Linked DNA regions of Homo sapiens: region 1 is linked to region 2. Evidence: chromatin contacts called from ENCODE Hi-C or POLR2A ChIA-PET data. All regions are on one chromosome and are shown on one strand. Each heading gives the region's core, a stretch centred on a gene start or an enhancer-like site at or near the end of the contact. The rest is flanking DNA. Distances are from core to core; before and after follow the strand shown. Region 1 holds the start of VAC14-AS1 (VAC14 antisense RNA 1). Region 2 overlaps VAC14 (VAC14 component of PIKFYVE complex).

The links. A loop is a pair of places that touch in the nucleus more often than their neighbours do. ChIA-PET counts read pairs that join two places held with the same protein, here RNA polymerase II (POLR2A). Pooled maps may share reads with other maps.
Region 1: a loop to region 2 is called in a map of posterior cingulate gyrus, with 2.8 times the contacts of the local background. The contact joins the promoter of VAC14-AS1 here to the enhancer-like site in region 2. A Hi-C loop is called at or near these places in 10 of 168 maps with a recorded cell type or tissue (Calu3, HepG2, PC-3 and 5 more) and 8 of 50 pooled maps. POLR2A ChIA-PET finds 5 or more read pairs at or near these places in 10 of 52 experiments (A549, AG04449, AG04450 and 6 more).

What each region holds. Positions count from the first base shown.
Region 1 is chr16:70,753,776-70,756,475 of GRCh38, reverse strand. VAC14-AS1 (VAC14 antisense RNA 1) reads right to left here and starts at 1,381. Exons shown (of 6, transcript NR_034083.3): 1 at 1,227-1,381; 2 at 389-463. The region is part of intron 12 of VAC14 (VAC14 component of PIKFYVE complex); the gene reads left to right. RefSeq lists enhancers at 583-1,223, 1,224-1,864.
Region 2 is chr16:70,714,597-70,717,296 of GRCh38, reverse strand. All of the region lies in intron 14 of VAC14 (VAC14 component of PIKFYVE complex), which reads left to right. Among named protein-coding and RNA genes, the nearest start is that of MTSS2, 30 kb to the right of the region's middle. RefSeq lists enhancers at 60-777, 2,218-2,700. Within about 2 kb of position 1,321, at least 25 of the 41 ENCODE cell types and tissues checked have a DNase peak (open chromatin) inside an H3K27ac peak, as active enhancers do; they include PC-3, PC-9, ascending aorta and 1 more, where a contact is called at or near this core.

The DNA.
Region 1 (2,700 bases), core at 132-2,631, 39 kb before region 2:
AAGGTGCGATTTGCTTTGGTAGGGGAGGAAGGGGAGAGTTCATTTGTTTTCATGGTGCAGGTCCCAGGAGAAATGGATCGGAAAAACTCAGGAGGTTCAGAGATCTGAAAGGAGAGCACTCACTGGGGCCAGGCCGAGTTGCCAGAAAGAGAAGCAGATCGGGGCTTGCCTAGGAGCCCAGAGGAACGGCCCAACTTGGGCTGGCAGTGCCACTGCTGCTGCCACGCCTGCCTGGAGCCTCAGCCCAGCCCAGAGCAGAGCAGAGCAGAGCTGGGGTGAGGCTGCCTGGCTTCCTGCCTCAGGGCAGAAGCAGCCCTGTGTATCACCCCAGCGTGCCCCTTTCCTTCTCCAGCCTCATGCCATCCGGTCCACAGATGTACTCCCTTACCTTATCCTTCCCAAGCAGTCCTTGTCACCGTGGTCAGGTGGGTTGGCCAGCTGGGTCCCAGGGCTCATCTGCCTGCTTTAAAGGGATTTAATTCTTGATGACACGGACTTTGGCCTGGGGTCCCACCTGGGGGAAGCCCCAAACCCCCGAGCTGTGCTGTGAGGAATGGTGGGAGGAAGCAGAGTGCCCCTAGGTTCCCAGGTGGCTGGGGCTGCTCTCTCCCGTCCCCCAAAGAGAGGAGCTGTTACTGCCATCCCTCAGTGTCTACCCCAAAATGGGGGCTTCCACTAAAGTAGAGGCCCCTTCATTTGAGGGCAGCTTAGAGAGCCAATGACGGCCCCTCCACCACCCCCGCTGCAGCTTTCTTTAGGAACCGTGGTGGGTCATGTGTCAACCCCTCGTATCAGTGGGAGGAGACTAGGAGGAGGAGAGGGCCCCAGCTGAAGTCTGCGGGGCTTGTGCCCCATTCTGAGTGCATTGCATCTGTGTCTTAATGAATCCACATGGTGGTCCAGGAGTGATCTTAGTTACCCCGAGGTGTGAGGAGGATCACTTGCCTAAGGTCACACTGTCAGCCAGAATTGACAGTCAAATCTGTCTGATTCCAGAGCATCTAAAACCTCACACAAGGTGTCACCTCACTGCAGAGCAGGGACCCGGCCCAGGGTGGAGGCACTGCCTTATCCAGGCCCAGGCCCTCCGCTGACCCCATAGGGTTTTGTCCTTGGCTGACCTTCAGTTCTAAATGCACCTTCTCCCTCTGTGCATTTAACTTTGACCTCATTCTCCTGCACCTTCCTTCCCAGGCCCCATGGGCTGTCCCTGGCTGCTCACTGACCTGGTGGCCCCTAGCCCCCCTCCAGGGCTCAGTCCAGAAGCCCTCTCCATCTTCCACCTGGCTGACCTTCTCCCAGAAGCGCTGAGGCCGGTGGCCAGGCCTGCTGCAGGGTGGTGTAGAAGCCGCCTGGGTGCAGATCAGGAGGGCCAGCCTCTGCCCCCACGCTGCCCGGCTCTCCACGGGACCAGGCAGGTCACATGACACCGCCTCACCTCGGTTTTCTTCCCAGGGTACTGGGGTTGGACTGGATGGTCTGAGATCCCTTCCAGCCCTGAATCTGTGTGGTCCTGACTCCACTCCCTGGAATACTAATGCTGCCTGCTCAGAAGCGGACAGTCTTCCATAAGAACAGTACTTGTTTTTCCTCCTCAGATTCTTGCCTCAGTGTTCACTTCCCTCCAATTTTCATTCCATCCACTCTCCAAAACAAACAAAAACACCCCTCCACCCCCACCTCAATTCCACAGATATCTTTAAAATCAGATCACGCAGTAAGATACGGCCTCAGCCCAGAGAATGGAGGGGTGCCGTGTCGGTGCCCAAAGAACTTGACTCCTCTTGCAAGAGCCCAGCCTGCAGGGGAGAGGAGCTGGGTGGGCACTGATGGCCCGGGGACCCTCTTCCTGAGGCACCCTCCCCTGGCCCTGCCGTGGGCAGGGGACACTGCCCTCTGTCCCCTCTCCCCGCGGCTGTCCCTGCAGCTTCTTTTGGGGGCTTCTGAGAACAAGTGAGAGGGAGTCATGTGCCAGGGAGAAGGGCCACCGCCAGCCAGCAAAGCAGCTAGACTCCAGCCACGGCCCTGAGCCTTCCTCCTCGGGGACAGCTAGGTCCCAGGCCCAGCAGAGGTACCAGCAGCCACTGCTGGGGGTTCAGAGAGGACTGTGGTCTTCTAAAATGAGGCTTGGCGGCAAATCGTTGCTAGGGAAGAGAGGGGAATGGCAAGGTAACAGTCCCAGAACTGTACCCACTGAGAGGGCCTCTACCCACCCCTCATTCTTCCAGATGTTCCCACCTTGTGGTGTCAGTGCCCACAGCAGCCACCCCAGAGCACAGGGGGACCCAGAGTAACTGCGGCCAGCCTTGCCACCTCCTTGCAGGGAAGACAGGACTGTGTGCCAGGAGGGTTTGAGTATTTACCTCTCCATGTTCCTTGCCCTGGGCAGATGGACCAGTGAGGACCCAGAGCTGGGCACAGTAACTGGTATGAATGGATTGGGGGCCAGGAGGGTGCTGCCTAGCTCCTGGTGAAGGCAGAGGTTGGGCTGAGAAGCATGGTGGAAAGGGAGGCGGCTCTCCCAGCGGCAGGGCCTCTGGGGTAGGAGGAACCCCACAAAGAGGAGCCAGCCCAGCCAGCCTTTCCCTGAGGCAGGAATGGGCGCTCTCACTCACACCTCCTAGAGCCAAGCTGCAGGGCGAGTTGCCTGCAGGACTGAGCACACTATCCAGCCCCGGCTCAAGCCACACAGCAGAGCCA
Region 2 (2,700 bases), core at 72-2,571:
GCCACCCGCTTTGTGGCCAGGTGGCTCGCTCCGGCCCTCTCGGCACCCCAGCCTTCAGCACCTGTCCTGGGCTCATGTCCCATGGGACCCATCAGTGTGGCCAGAGTGCGCTGGTGCTGATTGCCCTGAAAAGGGTCGGGTGCCCACCCTCAGACACAGGAGCAGGTGTCATGGGCCGTCATGGTTCTGGAACCAGAATCCAAGGCCATGGACATCAGGAGGCAGAGCCAACAATGGTGTGGACCTGGTGGTCTGGGTTTAAATGCTCACAGAGGAGGAGTGTGAAGTAGGCCCTACCAAGGGCCACCATGGGGGTAACTGAAGGAGTGACTTTTTCACCTCCAAGCAGCCAACTCCTTCCTTCCTGCAGGAAAGTGGGAGGGTGAAGCTGTATATGTGACCCAGTGACCCTCCAGATCCACAGTGGGAGCAGGCAGTGAGGAGGTGGTGGCCAGGTATGGCCTCCAGCTGATTCCTCCTTTGTGGCCTCCTTCCGCCAACAGCACTATTTCTGGAAGCATCCATGCAGGCAGAGCGGATGGGTCTTCTACCCTTTGTCGCGTGTGGAATTGGGACGCAGGCCCAGCACCTCATACCAGGGCCCGCTTGGGGCCCTGTCTCCATACATGTGACCCAGGCCTGGGTAGCCGCAGGGCCAAAACTGATCAGAGTCCCAGAGAGTCTCAGTCAGGGAGAAGCCAGGAGGGACCTTATGGGCCAGTTGGGTTCTTTCATACAGAAAGAAACTGAGGCTTTGATTTCTCCTGTAAATATTTACTGCCTGCTGCCTTTGTACGGAGGAGGGCCTGGGCCAGGCCAACATGGGCCCAGCCTCCACAGACCGGGGAGAAGGTATTTCAGGGAGATGGGAACATCTTATAGGGGCTGGACAAGAGCACTGGGGAGTTCATAAGGAGAGAGCTCCCTGGCTGGGGAACAGGGGTCAAAGATTCACTCACTCCACACAGAGGGGCATTCCGCAAATATTCCTGAGTGCCTGGGATGTGCCAGGCCCCATGCCAGCTGTGGCATGGCTCACGCCTCCCCCGGGGCTGCAGCCTCATGGGAGGGGCCCACAGGGACAAGTAACAAAGAAACAGGTGACCTGGTCTTGTGATCCATGCTCTGAAGAAAACACTGGGGGAGGTGGAGGGGGGTCCTCAGGTCAGGCCTGTGAGAAGGGGGGTGCCCCACAGCGTCAGTAGAGCCAGGAAGCTGTGACCTGGATCTGAGGTTTTCTGAAAGCATAAAAGTGCCCTAGTTTTCCCCTCTCCTCAGGCTCCGCTGAAGCTATGCCAAGAATTGGCTTTTAAAGGCTGCCTGAAATGTGGTTTGGAGCCAAAAATCTATAGAGCCAGCGCATTTGTGACCTTGTTGAAAATGCTTACTGAGGAAAAACAAGGGGGTGGGATTTGGGATTTTCTTTTTCCCTTGTAAAATTTAAAAATACATGTATCTGTCTGGTCTGTCCCCACCCCTTCTCTATCCCGCCTGCAGGCCCTCACCTTGGCCCGACAGCCCCGACTCCACCGCATACGCGTCTTCCATTAGCCCACACCTCCCCCATTCCCAATCCCTGGCCATCTCCCATGCATCAGTAATGAAAAATACCAAGTGGGTAAAAATAAGGAGCCCGGTTATAGCCCTGGAAATTAGGCCACAGCTGTCAGGCCGGGCAAGAGCGCTCGCCTCTCTGAGAATGGAACCGCCGGGAGCAAGAGCTCGGCCCCCTCCCTGCAAGGGTAGATCAGAGTTTCACCCAGGGGGCGGCAGGGCGCTGCTGCTGTGCTGGGCAGGCAGGGGAGCCAGGAAGCGCCATGTATCACTGAGCAACCCTGTCCTGGGTGTCCGTCAGTGCCTGGCACAGTGCCCACCAGTGGGAACACCGCAGTGGGCAGAGCTAGTCCCTGCCCGCCAGGGTTAGTCACGATTGCAAGCATAGCATCGCACAGTGGTGATCCTTGGTGAAACAGATGTGGGGGAGGGGGTGCCCAGCCTGTTGGGGGAGTCTGGGAAAGCTTCTGAAACGTGACATCTAAGCTGAGCCAGGAAAGATGAGTAGGAACTGGTCGGGGAAGGAGTGGGGGAGGTGTTTCTGACACAGCAAGCAGTCTGCTCAGAAGCCCAGAGACCAGTCCCCACACCCTCTGGGCAACCTGGAGTGTGGCTGGGAGGCCCCTGGTGGCCTTACCTCTGAGGTACCCTGTGAGCCAGTGGAGGGCTGAAGCAGGTTCAGAAAACCTCCTACCGCTGTGTGAGGGTGCCCAAGTCCCTGAGAGGAGCCTTCAGATAGGCAGTGGGCATGTGCCAGGCTGTGCCTGAGGTGGCTGGCTCACAGAGCTTCCAGTGGGACGGAGGGAAGTGGGGCCCAGGGCTCGCCAGTGGGGGCAGGTGGTGAGACCCTCACTTGTTCACCATGACAGCTGTGGCCCTACACACTCTCCTCTGCCATTAGTCTCGTGAAACACCGCAGGCTAGTTAGGAAGCCGGCTCAGGAAGCTGGCTTGACCAGGGTTCTTGCTGCTGTGTCATTCTGGAAGGTTCAGTGCTGCTAGGACAGGCAGTTTAAGCAGATAATCTGGACTAAGTTTAAAACCATCTCGACACCGCAGACATCCCTGCCATGGACTTGTTTGGCTCTTCAGGGTACGCTGGCTTCAGTCAGCTAATGCCAGGTGCCTGTGAACTCGGCCAGCTTTC